2 separate regions of the Homo sapiens genome follow, and region 1 is linked to region 2. The links are chromatin loops, found by intact Hi-C in ENCODE. Cell type or tissue: PC-9. All regions are shown on one strand. Region 1 overlaps MAST4 (microtubule associated serine/threonine kinase family member 4). Region 2 overlaps PIK3R1 (phosphoinositide-3-kinase regulatory subunit 1).

Region 1 (5,000 bases), 1.4 Mb after region 2:
CAGAGTATAATTTCCTTCTGCTTACTACACTCTTACATAAAACAGCTCAAATACCTAAAAGACTTTCCTACTATGTTCCTGTAATATTTATCATAAATGATTATAAAACTTGAGGAAAGGTGAGGGGATGAGAGAGGTGATTGATTAGAAACAGAGGGAAAGGAAGCACTGATTCCTGTGGCCGTGAACAGGGGTGCCCAGTCTTTTGGCTTCCCTAAGCCACATCGGAAGAAGAATTGTCTTGGACCACACAAAAAATACATGAACACTAACAATAGCTGATGAGCTTAAAAAAAAAAGAATCACAAAAAAAAATCTCATAATGTTTCAAGAAAGTTTACAAATTTGTGTTAGGCTGCATTCAAAGCTGTCCTGGGCTGCGGGTTAGACAAGCATGCCATAAGATAATATTTTTAATCTCTTTTCACCAAAGACTAGCATTTGCATGGAATGGCAGGGCACTTTTCCTCAATCTTCCTCTAAAATTGAAGTTCAGTGAACTGGATAAGTCCTGTCTATCCTGGCTTTACTGAAGACATTACATGACTCAATTATTAAAAGCTAACAGGTTCCTCCTCCTTTTCCTCCTTGAGGTTTCTCTAATGCCACCTGAACCCTGGTGATGATTCCATACTTTACCTGACAACCCTGAAAACCTGTCACCACTCTCCTCTGGGACAGCAGGTAAGGACGTTTGTGAGGAGCCTGTTAATTGTACACTTCAACTGTCCTCTAAAGAAAACTGGATTCAAAAGGATGTATGTATCCTGTTTTACCTACAGACAAACCTAATAAATTAAATCTGATTCTTATTTGTAAAGCAATACCCTAAGCCATCATAAATAATACCAGTTTCTTTAGGGGGAAAAATAAAATAAAATCTGAATGCTTTACCAGAAAGAAGAATTTTTTAAAAACGTTATTTGTCTTCTGAAATACAAGGAAAGCAGTCTCCCCTTACACTCCAGGGATAAGTTCCAGGATGCCTGGTGAATGCCCGAAACCACAGATAGTACCAAGCCCCATATATACTGTTTTTTTTCTATTAAAATATATACATACGTATGATAAAGTTTATAAATTAGGTACAGTAAGAGATTAACAAGAATAAAATAGCACAATTATAACTATGCTGTAATAAAAGTCATGTGAATGTAATCTGTCAAAATACTGTACTGTATTCACCCATTTAAACCACAGAAAGTCAAGCCTCAGATAAGGGGGGAATATGTTACTAATTTTACTGCTCAGTTTTCAGAAGGGATACTTGGATTAAGAAATAGAAATGTCGCTTCCTTTATATGCTTCTAAAGAAGTATTTTTAAACATTTTGGTATAAAAATCATAACTAATATGTGCTCAGCATGGAGTTATTCATTTAGCTATGTTTAGTTGTGCATGCAATAAGAATTACTGATAATGCATTCTAGCAACATGAAGTCTATTCCTTCAAATGTAAGTTATACCTAACATGTTCCACTAATTTTTTAAAAAGTTACTGGTAGGAATCCCTCTAGCTCAAGTATGCACCATTTTCAGAACATAATTCAAATATATAAACCTAGGATGTCTAAACATCTTCCATACGTTATTTTATATACTCAGAATGCTAGCAAGATTAACAGCATTCTCTTACTTGCAGCAGTGATCTGCAGCCCAACTTTTGTGGGGAAAAAAAAAATCTCTAGGATGCATCATAAAGCTTTTTAATTTCAACAAGTCTATTAGCATTTAAAAAGTTCTTCCTGGCAATTTTGTTACAATGAGAGAATTAGAATGTTTTCTTCCCCCAGTTGACTTAGCAAATCACCTTGCACGTAGGGCATACCTTTATCTCACATGCTTGACAGATACATCTTTTTAAAAATCCCCAGTATTTTTACCTCCATCCCTTGCAAAGGAGATTTGCTGATGTGCCACCTAGTGGACAAACTACCACCTTCATCAGTGCATTTCACCTTGTCTCTGGAGATGAAGATCAGAAGAAATATATTTCAGAGGATCATCTAATGAGAAATGCGGAGCCTGTCCCATCAAAGGTGCTCTAGAAGGTGATGCTCTGAATGAGCCAGAAGGGACTGCTGGCCTCTTTTACATATCTGTGGCTGCTCCTCATACTTGATTAGGCGCAAGGGAGGTAGCCAAAGGTAAAAAAAGCCCCACAACAGGAAAATGCTTGCCCGAGGCCATAATGAAAGTGATCACCTCCCTCCCACGTTGATGACCCAGCATCCAAGAGCTCCCTAGCACTGAGGAGGCACAGTGAGCAATTCTTTATTTTTCCAAATGTTTGAAGTACATGTTGATCATAAACAGGTTATTCTGATTTCATAATTTGTTACTAGGCCAGGTAACATCACAAAACTGAAAAATATCTCCTTCCCTAAGGTCCCAGGGGAGAGAGAAGGAACAGAACAGCACTGTCTGCTCCTGAGAAGTGGCCCCTGGAGGCCCATCCTCCTCTTAACCCACACAGGTCCCCCGGATCAGGTCCCCCGGATCAGGTGAAGCAGAAAGTGTTCAACTCCTCTCTCCTGACTTTCCAGAGATGACAGACAAGTAGGATAATTAAAGACCTTATCACACTATCTCATGTTCCCAGTAACCTTCCAACAAAACAATTCTGAAAGCAATGTAAGAGTGCAGCATGCAATTCTTATTTTGTCTCCCCATCAAACTACTAGATTTGCATCTAACATTCCTTCTTTCACAACTAACTACTACTTCCCATGGACTCATTTTTCTGTTTCAAGCTGTCAGAAATAAAAATTCCAGGTTCAGAGTTAAACCACCTATTTCTTCTCATTAGGTGAAATATCTACTCAATGCCATGTAATTAGCAGTTTTATAAAACTGACACTTAAGTACCAATCTTCTGCTTTTCCCATTTGGATAATTTATAAGTAAAAATACATGGCAATGTTGCAAGACTCAGAGATATTCTGTTCAGAAGCTGCACCTGGAGGAAATTCTCCTGCATCTGCCTTTCCTAAGGGAGCAGAGATGGCCGAAAAGTACAAGAAAGGCAACTGAACAGCTGGAATCTCTTTCTGGTTCTTCCACTACACTCTTGTATGACTGTGGAAAACTCAGTTAATAAACTGTTTCCTTTCATTTGTCTTAGTTTCCTTGAAGGAGGGAAAAATACACTTGTCTGGTTTTACTCTCCAATATTTTAGTTTAAAATTTTTCAAACCTCCAGTAAAGTTGGAAGAATAAACATGCTTATACCCAGAATCAGCAAATGTGAACATTCCTCTATAATTGCGATACATATTTTGTGAAAATGCATCCCAAACACAATTTTTTCAATTTAATAGAAAAGTCTTGAGATGAAAAGCTCCCCACAAAGTGATAAAAAGTTAATAACTATATATTGAGCAAGATTTCCTAAGAATATTTTTTGTCAGGAATTAGATTTCCTCAAAGCTCTTGGAATGCAACAGCATTCTCATTAACACTTTCCAGGAAATGCTTCCATAAGAATGGTCAGTCTTAGCTGAATCCTAGAAACATTCCACTTCGGAGCTGGAAACCATGTGTTTCAAATGCTCCATTTTAATGATGCGCAAACTGAGCCCCAGTGATGCTGCTTCTTATCAGCACTAACTTTTTATTTCCCATAAATAATACACTTCTAAACTGCAAGAGAGGTGGTGACTTCAGAAGGAAAAGGAGAGAATAGGGAAGATGTGAACGGAAGGGAGCAGGAGCAGGTAACAACACATTGTCAAGAGCACCAGCTCCCAAAACCCACTGACAGCGCCCCGCAGCACACAGCATTACTACGTACCAAGGGCAATGCAGAAGAGCTGTCCATCTAAGCAAACCACAGCCTTTTACTACCAAATGTGCAAAATCCACACATTCACCCTCAGCCCTACAACTCCCTAATTCAACCGTCTGACCCACTTCACACGATGCAAGCATTTCTATTTTTCCGCTTTGTAGATTACGCTATTAATGTTTCTTCTGATTATTTCCTCAACACAGGTTCTATCGGAGCCAAGATTTGACCATGGCAATGAAGCTGTACCCGTGTGGCTCTGCAAGATAACCCACCTCTCTAAGTGAACATAGGCAGGGGCTCTCCTGAGGACAGACGATAAGTGTTCTGTTTCCTGGGCCATGTTTCAAGGTTTTGTGTTAGCGATGGGATTTCCTCTGTTATTTTGGTCTTCTACTCAAGAAATACAAAGGCTTTTTGTTCATAAAACTATCTAAGGCCATTTTCACAATCCCTAAATCGATAAAAATAATTCAGCAGCAGAATATTAATTTTCAGTAATATATCTTCTATTGATTGTTTCCTTGGCATACTTCCTGGTCTGGTGTGGCTCAGCGGTCAGCTCTGTACCCAATGGCTGTGTGGTAATGAGACTTATCGATAGCCTTCTAATGCATAAGATTTCACCATTATCCAACTAGCCCGCGCCAGCCTTGCATCATGTTGTTTGCGGTTCTCTCCCTCCCGACCCAAACACAGCCCTAGACCATGGCTAAGAAGCAGTTTACAGCCATCAACTGCTTCATTTGTAAAATTAGGGCACTCACGTACTCCCCTGTAAAATACTTGGAGATGTTTTGATAAATTACAGCCTAGGTACACAATTCCAGTATTGATTCCTAAAGTCACCAGGTTCTCTACCCACCCCTACTGCATTTGCAACTATCTTTTAAATATCTTTTCTCTTTTCTGAGGAAAGCATCCAAAAACCTGACAGGTACCATTATTTAGAGTGTGCAATGCCTTCATCGTTTGAGAGTAACAGGTCAAACTCATTTTCATTGCCCATTTGCTCCCTTTACATGTGAGTGCACTAGGACCCAACAGATGGCTAAATCAAGATGTTCACCAGATTAGACTTTCTTGACATGACTGACTACTAAAAAGCTTAAGATAACAGATGTTAACCTACCCAGAATGTATTATATGTTCTATCAAGACATCAGAAATACTCCGAGGCTTTCCCCAGCTCGGAAATGCATCCAATTTATTT
Region 2 (5,000 bases):
ACACCACAAAGGCAGTCAGTTACCAAGCCTGCAAGGCCCATGGCTCTGTGGTTTTTGAAGATATTATCAGCATTTTAATGTGAAACGTCTTGCAGACCCAAAGCCCCAAATAATCACCACTTTTTGGGAATTTGTAATTTTCCAAATGACAACAAGAACATTTATGACTCTGTATATTATAATCTGTCGACTACAAGAGCTATTAATGACAAGAGAATTCCAGTGCTATAGGGAGCAGCTTTTTCACATTGATAGCCGTATGTTTCACTTTCGCCATCTGATTTCCTTCCAAGTTAGAAAAAACAGTGGAGACAATTAAATACTGAGACTGAGAAGTAAAATGAAGCTAGAGCTCAGAAAAGCAAACTTAAGTGTTTTCCTCAACTCCCATTATCTTCACAAAATCACTAACTCATTTCCCCCCCAAGCACTATTTTTGGGGGCAGGGCTTCAAATTAATGCATAGTCTATGAAGGTCATGAAGAAGCAGCTAACAAGTGACATTTGTTTTACCCCACTGCTGAAGCACAGGATGAGGCTGAATCGGAGGCTGACCCAGATAATGATGGTATTGGGATATAGCTTAGTGGAGAATGAATACCTCCAAAGTCTCCCAAACCTGAATCACCATTTGTTCCTTTACAACACTAACTTCCCTTTATCGGTAAGAGTGGGTTATTTCTTATATCCATGGCACGGAAAAATCTTTATCTGACAAAAATTTTGAGAGGACCAAAAAGTGAGTACTTTGCAAATCAGGGACTGAAACAATTCTCCTTTGGTCATTTTAGAAAATCAGATGCTGCTAAATTTCATCACCTACTTAGAAATCTCAGAAGCTCTAATAAAGCCCTGGAGCAACCCAAAGACAAATGTTCCAGGCCATTCCAGATTCATTTCCCTTGAAGGATCTCTCACCAGTAAGTGCAGCCTCTGAGCAGCAGCTCGTCCATTTGCAGAAAAAAAATTGTGGCCTGACTTGTGTCAACTAGGGACAAAGGCAGGAGAAGAATTTGGAGGTTACTCAGTGGAAAATTTAGGAATAAGAATCTGGAACCTTAAGAAACCTTGATTTAATTTAAGATACTGCTTTGTTTGCATCATAAAAAAAAAAAAGAAAAAAAGAAAAAGACTGTACTGATGCAATCTACTCCCCTGTATTATATAAAATTTTAAGACCTAAAAGAAACACGATTATGGGTATGAACCATAACTAAGCATTTCCAAGAGTGTCTTCCCTTAAATCACATTAAAATTGTAAAAGTAAGTTACAACTGGTGACAGGCCACTTATTAGTCCATTCAGGCCAGCTCCAAGATAACAATGACTTTAATATCAAACCAATATTCCATAACCCTCTCTTTAGAATTCTTGACATGAGGTCACTGTTTATTGAAGGCTTCACTAAAATAAAGTCTTTGTAAAGATACCCTTGGGGTTAGAGGCCTAAGATGAAAATACCTTAATATGATTTCTCCTTTATAGAGAGATTCCAATGTCCCAGCCATGGATCATTCATTCCTTTGGGGGTTTTATTTTTTATTTGTTGGAAGAGTAGATGATCCCTCTGGTCCTTTTCAAATCTAAAATCCCATGATTCGAAACTCTTTTCAGTAAACTTCCAATTTTCCATACTAATTGATGAAGAGAGAGAACAAGAGAAGGGGCTTGACCATACAAAACAATGAAACATCTCAACAGTTTATATGTAAGTTAAGGATGCAGAATCATTCTTTTCTTGGGAATAAGTCTCTCCTGGTTTATCTTTGTATTTGGCAACTGCCAGAGAACAGGGAGTTCACAGAGCAATCCTGAGAAGTTTGCTCCAACACTGACTGGTCAACTGATTTATACAACATTCGAGTGTGCAGACTCACATTTACTTGCTGCATTTATGACCAAAGGGCAAACATTTAAAAATCACTCAAGATTCTGGAAAGGTTATAAAATACAAAAAAAAAAAAAAAAAGGGGGTCCACGGGAAAATAAAAAACATGACATTTATTAGCTCTTTTCTTGGAGTGGATATACATGGGTTTATAGTTCATTGTTTTCAGTCATCCTATGACTAAATAAGCTTTCCACCTGCTTAGTCAAGTGCTGAGAGAATATGACTACACCAAAGGATGTATGAAGCATGCATTTAATTTATCATAAAGAACTGTAATAAGGCAAATGTGCGCAGCTGGAACTAACTTGTACCAGATTTCGCCAATCCCCAAGCTCATAGTAGATACTTGCTAACACCTCCAGAAGTTCCGGCTGTTTTTAATTAATAGCTCATGTTGGGGGCATCTTGCCTGACTTACTAGAATGTCATTTTATTTAAAATAGGGTTCTGAACCTTAAAAAAAAATAGATCCCTTTATTTTTAAGTCAAGTAAATGATCCAAATAGAAATTTAAGTTTGGCTCTTTTAAAGGCAGCAATATTTCACATTGAATGTGCTCCCGAGGCCAGAGGAAATGTTCTTTCCTTTCCTAAAATTTCTAGCCAAGTACTCACAAACCCAGTTTCTTCCCAAGAATATTTGTTTTTTTATTTCTCAGAGCCTAGTTTTAAAAGGCTGGAACCTTTCACAAGTCAGAATAATTCCATTTGCTAGCTGGCTCTTTCTCCAAGTCCAGCTTGAATCCTATGGGACACATAAATCCTTGTCTGAAATGTAGGATAAGTGTCATGAAACATGCTAGGAAATTGGTAAACCACAGCTCAAAGCATAAATACAAAGATATAAGCGAAATCTACTCTAAAGTAAAACTATGACAAGCAGAAATACCACAATGCATTAATTCTTTAGCTAAGGTAACAAAAATATTCAAGGAAAAAGTATGTGTGTTATGACAAATCTGGGGAGAAAATAAAAATGCAACGTAGATAAAAATTAGTATTGCTAGGAGAAGAGACAAGGTAAATAAATGCACACTTGCCCTGAATTACCTAAGCCAGACATAAAGTCAATTTTTCCTGTCAAGTACTGTGTCAGGTGCCATCTGGGAAAAAAAACTGGGAGCATCTGAGAAAGGTGGAATCTGAGGGAGAAAAGGCAGAAAAGGGCATATTTTACAGCTACCATGCCGTATAGCCAATTGCCACTGGATGGCAGCGGGGTTTTACTTAGCAAAGTTGCTAAGAGCATTAGGATTGGTCATTCAATATCTGCCCTACATGTTCGGCCCCAGTAACTCAAGGTTTCAGGGAAATACAAAGTAGCTCCTTCCCACCCCCAAAATTGGGGATCTGTCCTAGAAATTGCAAATCTTTGTTCTGATTATCAGTAAATCCCTTGAAAATTACTAATTTACTATCAGAGTAAATTAAATTGGGAACTAAAATTAGAACTTCTAATAACTTCTACAATTTTGAAATTCAGAAAGCAAGCACACATGTAATCACATTTGCACGCACACATCCCTACAGTTTACTATTGCAATATTATCATCTTGAGCCCAGTACAACAAATTGGAACCACATTTTATTCTACTTTTTCTTGTTAACTTGATGGCTTCACCACACTTTTAAATGCTACACACTCCCTTCCCTCTCCCTTGGCATCTGATCCCCCCACTTTTTTTTTTTTGTAAATTCAGTAATCTCACCAGCAACAAGCTTTGCTTTCAAATAAGCATATCTGCCAACTTAAACAGCATCTCCTAAGGCAGCGGAGTAATGAAAGACACATGTAGGTACTTGCCTGTCATCAGATGCAAGCTCACGTCTGCCTGAAATTGGGCCTGTAATTCTGCTGATCCTCGGGTTCAGGACAGCATGGCCGAGAGTGGTCTACAATGCGGCCCTTAGTCTAAACAGCAGATGAAGGATGCAAGGGGCCAACCTTTTTCATCCCTGCTGGGCTCTTGACCAGTTGTTGCTCTTTAGTTCAAGGGGGAGATGTGAGGGATTGCTCAAACACTTGGCAGACAGAAAGGTCTTAAGACAGCAAGTAGTGAATTCTACCTCATTCCTGCTGATGAACTTGAGGCAGTGCTTTCCAAGCCCAAACTCATGATCCAACCAGAACATCTCCAAGAACAGTCACTCCTGCACACAGCCAAGGCTCCACCACCCCCAACCGGGTGAGGGCCCTACACAACTCCTGATCTGAGCCCCTCCTCAGATGAGACAGAGTTTGCTCCTTTCCCTCTCATAATGCAGTCAACTGTGTGATTTCCTTTGGGGAAATACAAACATTTTGTTTAAAAACTTGCAAAGTCTGAAGAATGGAAAAGTGTGAAAAGGCTGAAAAACTTGAAAGAAAGGAGTTGTAGTTCTGTCCATAAAAAAAGCTTCCTACTTTTTTGCAGCTGGGGCTACCATCAGAAATCAGTGGCTGATTCATCCAGGCCTACAGGAATCCCCTCTTTCCACCCCGCCCCCACCACCTACAGACTGACTTGAGCACCCTTTTATGCCCTTCCTGTAAGTGTTAGTGAACGGCTTACAAACGTTCAGTGCCCTTAGTTCTGCCAAACAAGTAAAAACTTCAAGGGTTGTGAGGGCTCACGAAGACATACTCATTATAAAAATTATTATTTTTTTAAAAAAGGAACCTAACAGGGTCCACTGAAAAACCAACTCATCAACACAGTTTATATCTTCCATCTTCTGAACTGGCAGCCTAAAAGTCATCTCAAGCACAGGGCTACCAGAGATGTGCTGCAAAGTGTTTTTTTTAAGAGGTTTCCACCAGACATTATTAAATTACTATTTTAAAATTAAATCTAGGATCCAGGAATTTTACCTTCCATAATAACAAGGGTGAGAGTAACTAATATAACCACTGTATCCTCCACCTTGAAGAATCTCTTCAGATAGTTGAAGTAGGATCCTTATCAGAAAGCGGTGGCAGTAACCCATTGTGTGCTGACTGGTTTTTATCCTATCTGGAAATCAATCATTTCCCTCCCTTTCCTTCTCCCTTGGGGAATTACAAAACAGACACGGAGCACCAGATTAACTTTCCTTTGTTCACAAAACGAAAACATACACACTCTCTTAAA

Evidence for each region. Hi-C counts contacts between places; a loop is a spot of excess contacts. Peaks named below come from ENCODE experiments on the same cell type or tissue, not always from the same donor. Only the 100,000 strongest peaks of a DNase experiment are listed, where the experiment ranks them.
Region 1: it touches region 2 in a loop (9-fold over the local background); 3 of 110 quality-filtered maps call a loop at or near these places.

The regions. Positions count from the first base shown.
Region 1 is chr5:66,811,528-66,816,527 of GRCh38, reverse strand. The region is part of intron 3 of MAST4 (microtubule associated serine/threonine kinase family member 4); the gene reads right to left. Among named protein-coding and RNA genes, the nearest start is that of MAST4-AS1, 190 kb to the left of the region's middle. In PC-9, CTCF peaks have their summits at 1,730 and 1,929 (motif pointing left); no DNase peak of the experiment used is centred here.
Region 2 is chr5:68,250,953-68,255,952 of GRCh38, reverse strand. The region is part of intron 2 of PIK3R1 (phosphoinositide-3-kinase regulatory subunit 1); the gene reads right to left. Among named protein-coding and RNA genes, the nearest start is that of PIK3R1, 38 kb to the right of the region's middle. In PC-9, a CTCF peak has its summit at 3,098 (motif pointing right); no DNase peak of the experiment used is centred here.